Regions from separate parts of the Homo sapiens genome. Here region 1 is linked to region 2. Evidence: chromatin contacts called from ENCODE Hi-C data. All regions are on one chromosome and are shown on one strand. Each heading gives the region's core, a stretch centred on a gene start or an enhancer-like site at or near the end of the contact. The rest is flanking DNA. Distances are from core to core; before and after follow the strand shown.

Evidence for each region. A loop is a pair of places that touch in the nucleus more often than their neighbours do.
Region 1: a map of right cardiac atrium shows a loop between it and region 2 (7-fold over the local background). The contact joins the promoter of LINC02126 here to the enhancer-like site in region 2. A Hi-C loop is called at or near these places in 1 of 168 maps with a recorded cell type or tissue (right cardiac atrium).

The regions. Positions count from the first base shown.
Region 1 is chr16:65,174,782-65,179,224 of GRCh38, reverse strand. LINC02126 (long intergenic non-protein coding RNA 2126) reads left to right here and starts at 2,652. Exons shown (of 4, transcript NR_110918.1): 1 at 2,652-2,770; 2 at 3,025-3,157; 3 at 3,906-4,059.
Region 2 is chr16:65,068,125-65,072,421 of GRCh38, reverse strand. The region is part of intron 1 of CDH11 (cadherin 11); the gene reads left to right. Among named protein-coding and RNA genes, the nearest start is that of CDH11, 52 kb to the left of the region's middle. RefSeq lists an enhancer at 1-752. Within about 2 kb of position 1,466, at least 16 of the 41 ENCODE cell types and tissues checked have a DNase peak (open chromatin) inside an H3K27ac peak, as active enhancers do.

The DNA of each region.
Region 1 (4,443 bases), core at 1,403-3,902, 110 kb before region 2:
TTGGATTGTTTAATCCATTTATTAAATCTTCATAAAATTGCTAAAGAGTAGCAGAGCAGTATCACCCCATATTACACATGAAGAAATCAGGACATAGAGTTATTTGACCAAACTCACCCTGTTAGTGGCAGAGCCAAGATTGAACCCTAGGAATGCTGGAGCCTTAGATAGTGCTTTTAAATTTCAGACTGCATTGTAGATCATGTGGTTTGGTTCTGTGTCCCCACCCAAATCCCACCTTGAATTGTAATAATGCCCACATGTCATGGGAGGGACCCAGTGGGAGGTGATTGAATCATGGGGGCAGGTTTTTTGTGCTGTTCTTGTGATAGTGAATAAGTCTCACAAGATCTGATGGTTCCCCTGCACATGCTGTCTCCTGTCTGCTGCCAATTAAGATGTACCTTTTCTCTTCATTCATCTTCCACCATGATTGTGAGGCCTCCCCAGCCATGTGGAACTGTGAGCCCATTAAACCTCTTTCCTTTATAAATTGTCCAGTCTTGGGTATGTCTTTATTAACAGCATGAAAACAGATTAATACAGTAGGTCTTGAGGAACATACATCAAATTGTTAACTCTGTTTATCTTGGAAGGAAGTAGCAAGTGTTATAAGGCATATTTCTGTGTCCCTGTCAGGGAACATGGTCCTTGATTCCCTGATGACCTGCACTCATTACCTAATCGATTCCATTAAGCACTAATTAGGGAGTAGAGACATGCAAGGGGACATTTCTATTTATGATCTGGGTCCAATATCAGGTTGCTAGTGTTACACTGAGAGCCCCAATGTCAGGCGTAAAGACCTTTCAAAAGAACTCATCCCTGCAGGACTGTATTTTCACAGCCACATTCCTGCTGATCTCATTTTGGGTCACTGGCTCCCAGTCATGATTCCTCATCATTTCCTGCCTTCTTGACCTTCTCAGTTGAGCAGTTCTTGTACCGAACTCACCTCAGTTCTGTTTGATTTTTATGTCTTCTAAGATTTAGAGTCTTTCCTAAGGCTGCCTGTGTATCAAAGCTCAACTTACCCTTTCTTTTGTGGTACGGGGATTTTTATTTCCATGATAATGCTGAGCCTGAACAATTGTTCCCAAGTTAGGATGGGTAAGACTGAAGGTGATTTTATCCTATGGTTTTAATCTTTGGATCACACCTGTCTTTTCAAGGTGAAGCACAGAAATATATTCTAGGGAGCTGTTGATGAAATCACTGAGGCTGGAGCTGGCTAATTTTTAAGTAAATTGTAATAACTATTGGCAATTATTCTGATAATCTCTCTTTGAAAACAAAAGCTCTGGGCAGCATGACAAGTATCTTGGAGTACCATCCTACTGACAACAACATAATTATTATTATAGCTGTTATTATTCCCCAGAAGTTTATTTGCAAACTTTAAATGGCAGGTAGTTTTAATCTGGTTTGCTGCCAGATACCGGGTGTCCCTCCCTCTGTCTTGGTTAACAATGCCTATAAACATCACCTGGAAATAAGTCTGCCTTGCTTGGACCATTTCTGTGATACAAAGTGGTAAAAGATGATGAAACATCAGGGGATTTAACTATATCAACATGATTGGCATTGCTGCTGGTGCTATTATTACCATGAATATAGGGTCTTATATGGGAAAGACACTATAAGCTCATCGCATTAAGACAAGACTTCTTGTCTTCCCAAGGAAACAGCAAGGCAAACCATTTCAGAGATTATGACATTAAGGACCTGAGAGGTCATGTGATTTGATGAAGGTCATCAGTAAGTGGTGGAACCATGATTTTTTTTTTTTTTTTTTTTTTTTTTTTGAGACAGGATCTTGCTCTGTCACTCAGGCTGGAGTGGAGTGGCATGATCACATCTCACTGCAACCTCTAACAGCTGATCTCAAGTCAGCCCCCTCCTCAGCCTCCTGAGAAGCTAGGACTACAGGCATGTACCAGCACACTTGGCTAAGATTTTTATTTTGTGTAGAGATGGGGGTCTCAATATGTTGCCCAGGCTGGTGGAACCATGATTCTGATGTGCACTTTCCTGACCCAGAACCCCAACACATTATCCAACTCAGGCTTCCATGGAGTAACCACAAACTTGCTCTTGGTGTCATCCCACCTTTGAAAGGAATTCAATCGACTCTGAAATGCTGAGGGCATTCAGCATCTGACAAATCCGAGTGTTAAGGAAAGGTACCTCTAATTCCTGGTTTGGAGCCACCATGAAGCTGTGGGGACCTATGAATCGGCGTCTTCTCTTCTTCCTAACCACAACTATGCATATTGGAAGCTCCAATACCTCCACACTGTGCTGCCTCAGCACACAGCTGTGGGATGTCTTCCAGAGAAGACGTTTATTTTCACTGACCCATCCTCTCCCACGCTTTAGTTTTATTTTTTTTTAAATGGGTCAAAGTGTGAACAATCATCATCCACATGAAATCTTCCAGCTGCTTCTGGAGCTGTTTGGAGACCAACGTCTGAAAGCCAACTCTTCAATCATTTCTCAGAGGGAAGAGCCCTGGGGACAAGGCCAGGGCTAAGAGGGACGAGAGAGCCAGGAAAGTCCAGGCCAAGGGTGCCTCTTGAACCTTGTGGCTGAGGGGAGCAGGCTGTTGGGATGATCAGCAGACATGGAAAGTCCTTCCAGCTCTACCCCTGTGTATTTCCCAGCGAATGCTCTCGGATTTTAGGACTTACCTCCTAAAATTTTCACTTGGTCTAAAGCAAAAGGCCCCAGGCTTTCTGTCAGGAGCTGCAACTTTTCATCTGATGAGGAGGTAATGAGATTTGCTGAATTCTGGCTATGGGGTTCTGTGTTAAATACTTTTTTTAATCTTTTTTTTTTTTGAGACAAACTTCACATAACATAAAATTCACCATTTTAATTATTTTGAAGAGTACAATTTGGTGGTTTCCAGACCACAATGTGCAACCATCATCACTATCCATGTTCAGAATATTTCCAGCACATCATCTCACAGAATCCCATCAACACTACTATGAGGTAAGAATTCTTGTTTGCATTTTACAGATGAAGAGATGGCACATCAGAGAAAAGTGACAAAGGTGGCAAAGGTGTGGAGTGGTGCGACTGGCATTTCCATTCCAGAGTGCATCACTTCAAACCTTACATTCCTGAGGCTGTTCGTCGAAGGCTTCTCACAGTAAGCTTTCTTGATATGTGGAGGGGCTTAGGTGCAACAAGAGGCTGTGCTTTACTTCTCCGAAGGAACACAGAAAAGCAGATGGGGGAGAAACAGTTGGTGGCATCAAGCTTTTAAACCTACCAAGAAAAAATGAGAAAGCTACCAGGAGATTGCAATCTGTAAATTAGGAAGCGTTGTGTTGGGGGGGTGGGTGGTAGCAGGTGGAGGTTTATGACTTTGATGCAAATGGAGCAGTGGGTATAAATAAAAAAACAAACAAAAAAAGAGTGTGAGTTTCCACCAGAAAGCCTACATGTACGTCCATATGTGGATCAGTATCTCACCAGTCCTATTTCAGGCATTTCTCTGCAGAACTCTTGTCATTTCTCTGACGGATGAAGGTATACTATGCTCTTAGCCAGTTATCAGCAGGTGAGCTAAGCAGCTCGTGTAATGCAGGGCCAGGGTTAGTATAGGTGGGAGCTGTTAGTGAGGAAGAATGGGTACAAGAGTGAGGAGAGTCATTCTGGACAGGTGATCACACAGCGTTAGAGGACATGAACTCAGGTGGTAAAGGCAGGCAGCAGGTTCCTTTGGGCAAAACCCAAAGATGGAGAGTTGTGATCTCTTGCATTAGAGATGGATTCAGGCAGAATACTGGAAGGGAAGCGAGACTGGGACCCCTGAGGCCACACCTACAGCTTTTATTCTTGGAGCAGCAAGCAGCAGGCTTTCCTAATTCATTTTTTTTCTCTCTCTCTTGCAGTCTAAACTGCAGTTCATTTATTGCAGAGCCCTGTTCACATGGGTTCTCAGAGACATTTTCATTCTCGCTTCTCACCACGCTGGAGATGAGAACTAGATGTGGTTTTCTAGATACAGTCTACATTTCCCTTTGAATCTGGAAGTCCGGCTTCAAGGTCAAGTATAGCTTCTTTCTTCTCATTGTTGGTCAGTGAGTTCCCTGGGATTCTCTTCCTTTCAGTTTATGTTGGTCTGAGTGTTTGGAGTTTGCAGCTGAGCCCCTCCACCTGAACCCTCAAGCCTCCCCTGTCAGTTTCCTCAGTGACGCACTTCAATTACACATACCCCCTTTGAATCCCTCACTTTCTAAAACTGCTGAAGTCTCTTCATAAAACAAAATATTTTAAAACATTTCCTTGAAGAATCAACAGAATACAAAGTTGATTCTCCCCCAAATTAATCTGTAGGTTTAATACAATTCCTATTAAAATCTCAGCAAGGTTTTTTGTAGACATAGACAAGCTTATTCTAAAATCCATATGGAAAGGCAAAAGACATAG
Region 2 (4,297 bases), core at 217-2,716:
CCATGAGCCTGGTGGGCACAATGTGATCCTGCCTCTGCCGGACTTGGCTTCTTCTCTGCCTGTTTTGTAGCAACCACTGCACTTGTCTTTCTTGCTTGTGTCTGTGTGGGTCTCATTAGCAGTGGGTGTGTGTCTTACCACAGTGGCTCATTCACAGGGCTGCTGGCAGTGCCAGGGATCAGGAGCCGCCTCTCCGTCTGTCCAGAACAAAGCTGGGCTGAGCCCTCTCACGGTCCTGTGGCCCTTGGTCTCCCCACATGAGGTGTCCCGAGATTGAAGAGAGAAGGTGCCTCCTGGCATTGCCAAGGCTGGAATCTGCCTGTCAAGGAAGTCCCTCGGCGGCTAGCTGCTGCACCATGACCTTCGTGATGGTGGAGTGAGTAGGCACTGGAATCAATAAGCCTGGCCTCTCCATCTGCCAGCCTGAATGCAGGTGCCAGTTACTACTACCCAGCAGGGACGAGGGACGGGAACGGTGGCGCATAGATCCCAGCAAAGGGGATTGGCTTTTGTGGACACAAGCTTGAGGCTGGCAGTGCCGTTTTATTTATGTCTTGTCCCTGCTGTAACAGCTGCCGCCTCTGTATGCCTTTGCTCTTTCTGTACTTTCGGCTCGGGTCACGATCTTCCTTTGATTCAGAGTTTGTTTTTATTCCAGCCTGGTTGCTGCTGCCAGAGCCATGGCTCAACGGCTTGGCCTGGACTGTTGATCCGCATGTCAGGAGTTTCCAAAAGTTTGTTCCGGTCTATCTTTGAGAGAAATAGCATGGACTGGATCCCATCGCCAGATTGTGGTGTCTGGGGACACGCGCTTGGGGCACTATTTCCATCTTCTGTCTTTGTCTGGTCCCCTCCTCATTAAATCTTCCTGGGTCTGTGGAGCTGACTACCAATTGGTGCCTGACCTAGTTACAGAGAGCCACTACGTAACCCCTTACTCATCACCATAAATGGATCATAACCGTTTGTTCACTGTGATTCAAAGTGGACTCTGCTATTTTAGAGTCGTTTCTCCCTTTTTGGAGTTTGCGCATGGGGGTGTATGTGCATATATTTATACATGCATGTGTGTATGCACGCGTTTGTGTGTGTGCGTGTGTGTTGTGCAGCTGCCTAAATTAAGCTGGCATTTTCCGTTGCTATGTGGGGACTCTGCTTTTGGAAAACACTTCTGTGGCATTGTATGGAATCGTTAACGGGCTTGCTGGTTTCCCTGCCTTGACCTCCTTTCATTTTCCACTGGGACCACTTTCTCTTGAGCATAGGTTCTCACATTTTCTGCTCGAGGTGTCAGCTCTGTGGCCACTCTTCTGCCAAAGGGCACCAGGGAGTTCCTCAAAGGACCTTTTGAACTGTTTGTTCAATGAATGAAGAGTTCAGTCGGACAGTGACGAGGACAGCACATACCTCTGATTGGTCCCTGCCTCAGAATTGCTGGGCATGACTCATGCATTTGGCTCTTGCCTCTGCTGATCTCACAAGCCATGTGGGAGGTTGGTTTTTTTCAGCGTCTCCCAGAGTCTGTGACCTTGTCATCACCATTTTGCCTTGCATTTTGAAAAATACTCTCCCTGAACAAATTGTGTTTATAAAGTAACAAGCAATTCCTTTTCCTATTTTTAGTTATTCATTTGTACCTATTTTCCAATCAGAGTTTCTAATCAGTATGAGTTAATCAGAGTTAACATTTATTTATTTACTGAGCACCTTCTGTGTGACTGACCTATACCAGGTGCTGGCACTAGGAAAGTGAACAAGATTCAGTCTTAGCAGGGGTTTCCAATGCATAATAATATTTCTGTTAATTCACATTAATTTGGGTAAAATTTATTGCTCACCCATGGCATGTGTGGGGTGGTGCCAAGTGCCTTATGTATACCCCTTCTTTAATCTTCAGGGCAATGCTGTGAGTTTGTCATTAGAGATACCACTTTGCAGATGTGGAGACTGAAACTTGTACAGTTGAGTCGAGCCATTCACTCAAAGTCACACGTTCAATTACAGGGTAGAGGCAGGATTTGAACCCTGGATTGTCAGACTCCAAAACTTGCCCCATGGAGATTATAGTCACCAGCTCCCTGCATTCCTTCCTTCACTCTCCTACTGGATAGGTGTTTGCTTTTGTGGACATGAGGAGTGTCCTATGTTCTCTCCATGTTCCGTGGCTTTTGGTTTAGTGTGAGGTGTCTGAATATCCTGGGGACAAATGAATTTGTTGCCCCATAAAATAACGGAGCTTCTAGCTTTCTAAGATATTAAACTTACTTACCTCTTGATTGTTCAGATGGGGAAAGTGAGGCTCTGAGTGCAAAGGGATTTGCCACAATCGTACAGTGGCAGGGTCTGGACTTATACTCAGCAGCTCTGATCTACAGGCTGATGGGGTTATTGGCTAATTTATTCTGAGTCAGATGGCAAATCTCAAGAGTTCTCCTGGGAAATTCTATCCAGGTTTGAGGTCAGAGCAGCCAAAATTAGATACAATGCAAGCTCATGAGGGGCAAGGTTCTAATCTTGTTCATCACCGTGTCCCTGGTCCCCAGCACAGTCCTATGGTGCAATTGGTGGTCAACTGATGTGTGTTGGAGGAATAAACTGGGTGAAATGAAAGGGGCTTCCAGGGAGAACCTTCTAAGGTTTGTGCTATGGGATTGGTAGTTGCTTACCTTTCTTCCTGGGTTCTGTTAACCCAAGAAAGTATTTTAGACTCAAATTGATGGTATCAATATTTAATTTGACACTTCGATGATTCAGTCATTTGGTATTGTAAAACTATTTTTCCGTTTCTATTTTGGAATAAATTGGCTTGTTCTTTGGGCATCTCTGGGCAGAGTAGTTTTTCCTGGCTGTACAAAAAAGAGGATGCTCAGGTATCGGTATTTGTACCCAAGCTCACTTTAGATGTGGCCAGCTCAGGTGTCTATGTTGCAAAAGAGGTACTCCATGTGTCATGAAGTGACTACAAGATTAAAAAGTGTTTCCAGAACAGACAATACCTTAACCATCATATCAGAAATAAAGAAGAGAGGAAAGAATTCACCCAGAATTCATTCACTCTGACTCACGAATTGTCCTTATTTTCTTCCTCCTACTATTCAAATTAGTCAGAAATATTTTTACATTATTGTAATTGGAGTCGAGATTTGACGTCATAATGAACCATGTGGAAATAGTCCCAAGTATTTTCCCATGTTTCTTTATAAGTCACAGCATTGTGACTTTGGGGAAAGCCTGCTATTCCATGCACAGCATGTATTCTGTTTTACTTAAACGTTCTCCTATTACAACAAGGCAATTGTAACTTTATGGGAATGTAAAAGAGTGTTTCTTGTTGGCAATATGGGTGAAACTTAATGAGATTACGCAAAGAATTGCAATACCGACAAGGTCCTTTACTTCAAGTGAGTTTTTCTGTTTGGAGTCAGCCTAATGCTCTATTTTCCTAATGAAATGAGAATACTTAAAACATGCATAGGGAAACATCAAATTAGTCAATATTAGAATTATTTTTGTTCTTTTTCTATTTTTTATAATTTAAATAATTAAGATGACATTGAAAGCAAGCATCTTTCTTAATTGCTCAGAGCATTTTTCTTATTTCTGAAAATGGGTGGCATTTAACTGAGAGACAAAACAAGAACATCAATAAGAAATTAAAGCGAATGGCTTAGAAGTGCTAACCTGGTCTTTAATGTTTCTTCGGGAAAAACCACTAGAAAAGCAGAAAACTGTTCAAGTAAATCCATCTGCTAACTTTCAGGTCAAACCTGTTAGGATTAGTTCTTTAATGAGGTTACAGGGTTTTGGGCGATGAGTGTGCAGAAATGATCTGGTAATGAGCTGACTTCGAAGAGAAGCTTGAGAGAGCTTTCATTAACTGTGTTTGCATCATAATTTGGCAAGGTCACGGGAGAGAGTCTTCTTTAGGCCACTAAAAATAGACAGTCTCATAGATCCAATCATGTCATCATCTCTCTCCCTCTTTTTTTTTTTTTTTTTTTTTTTTTTCTGTAGTCATATCTTATTTCGGGAGCTCCCTTCATTCTTCTCACCCACCTGCCTCCTCTGGAACCCTGTGATTACTTTGTTTAAGACACTGCCTCCTTGTGTGCTGAAGAAGAGAGGAAAGACAGGGCATTTCAGGCCCCTCACTCACCTGATTACTTTATCTTGCAGTTTCCCTTCCTCCCTCCTTCCCTCTTTCCCTTCCTCTTTCCCTTCTTCTCTCATTTCCTTCCTTTCTTCCTTTCCTTTTTTCTCTCTTCCTTTGTCTCTCCCTCTCTCCCTGCCCCCTCCC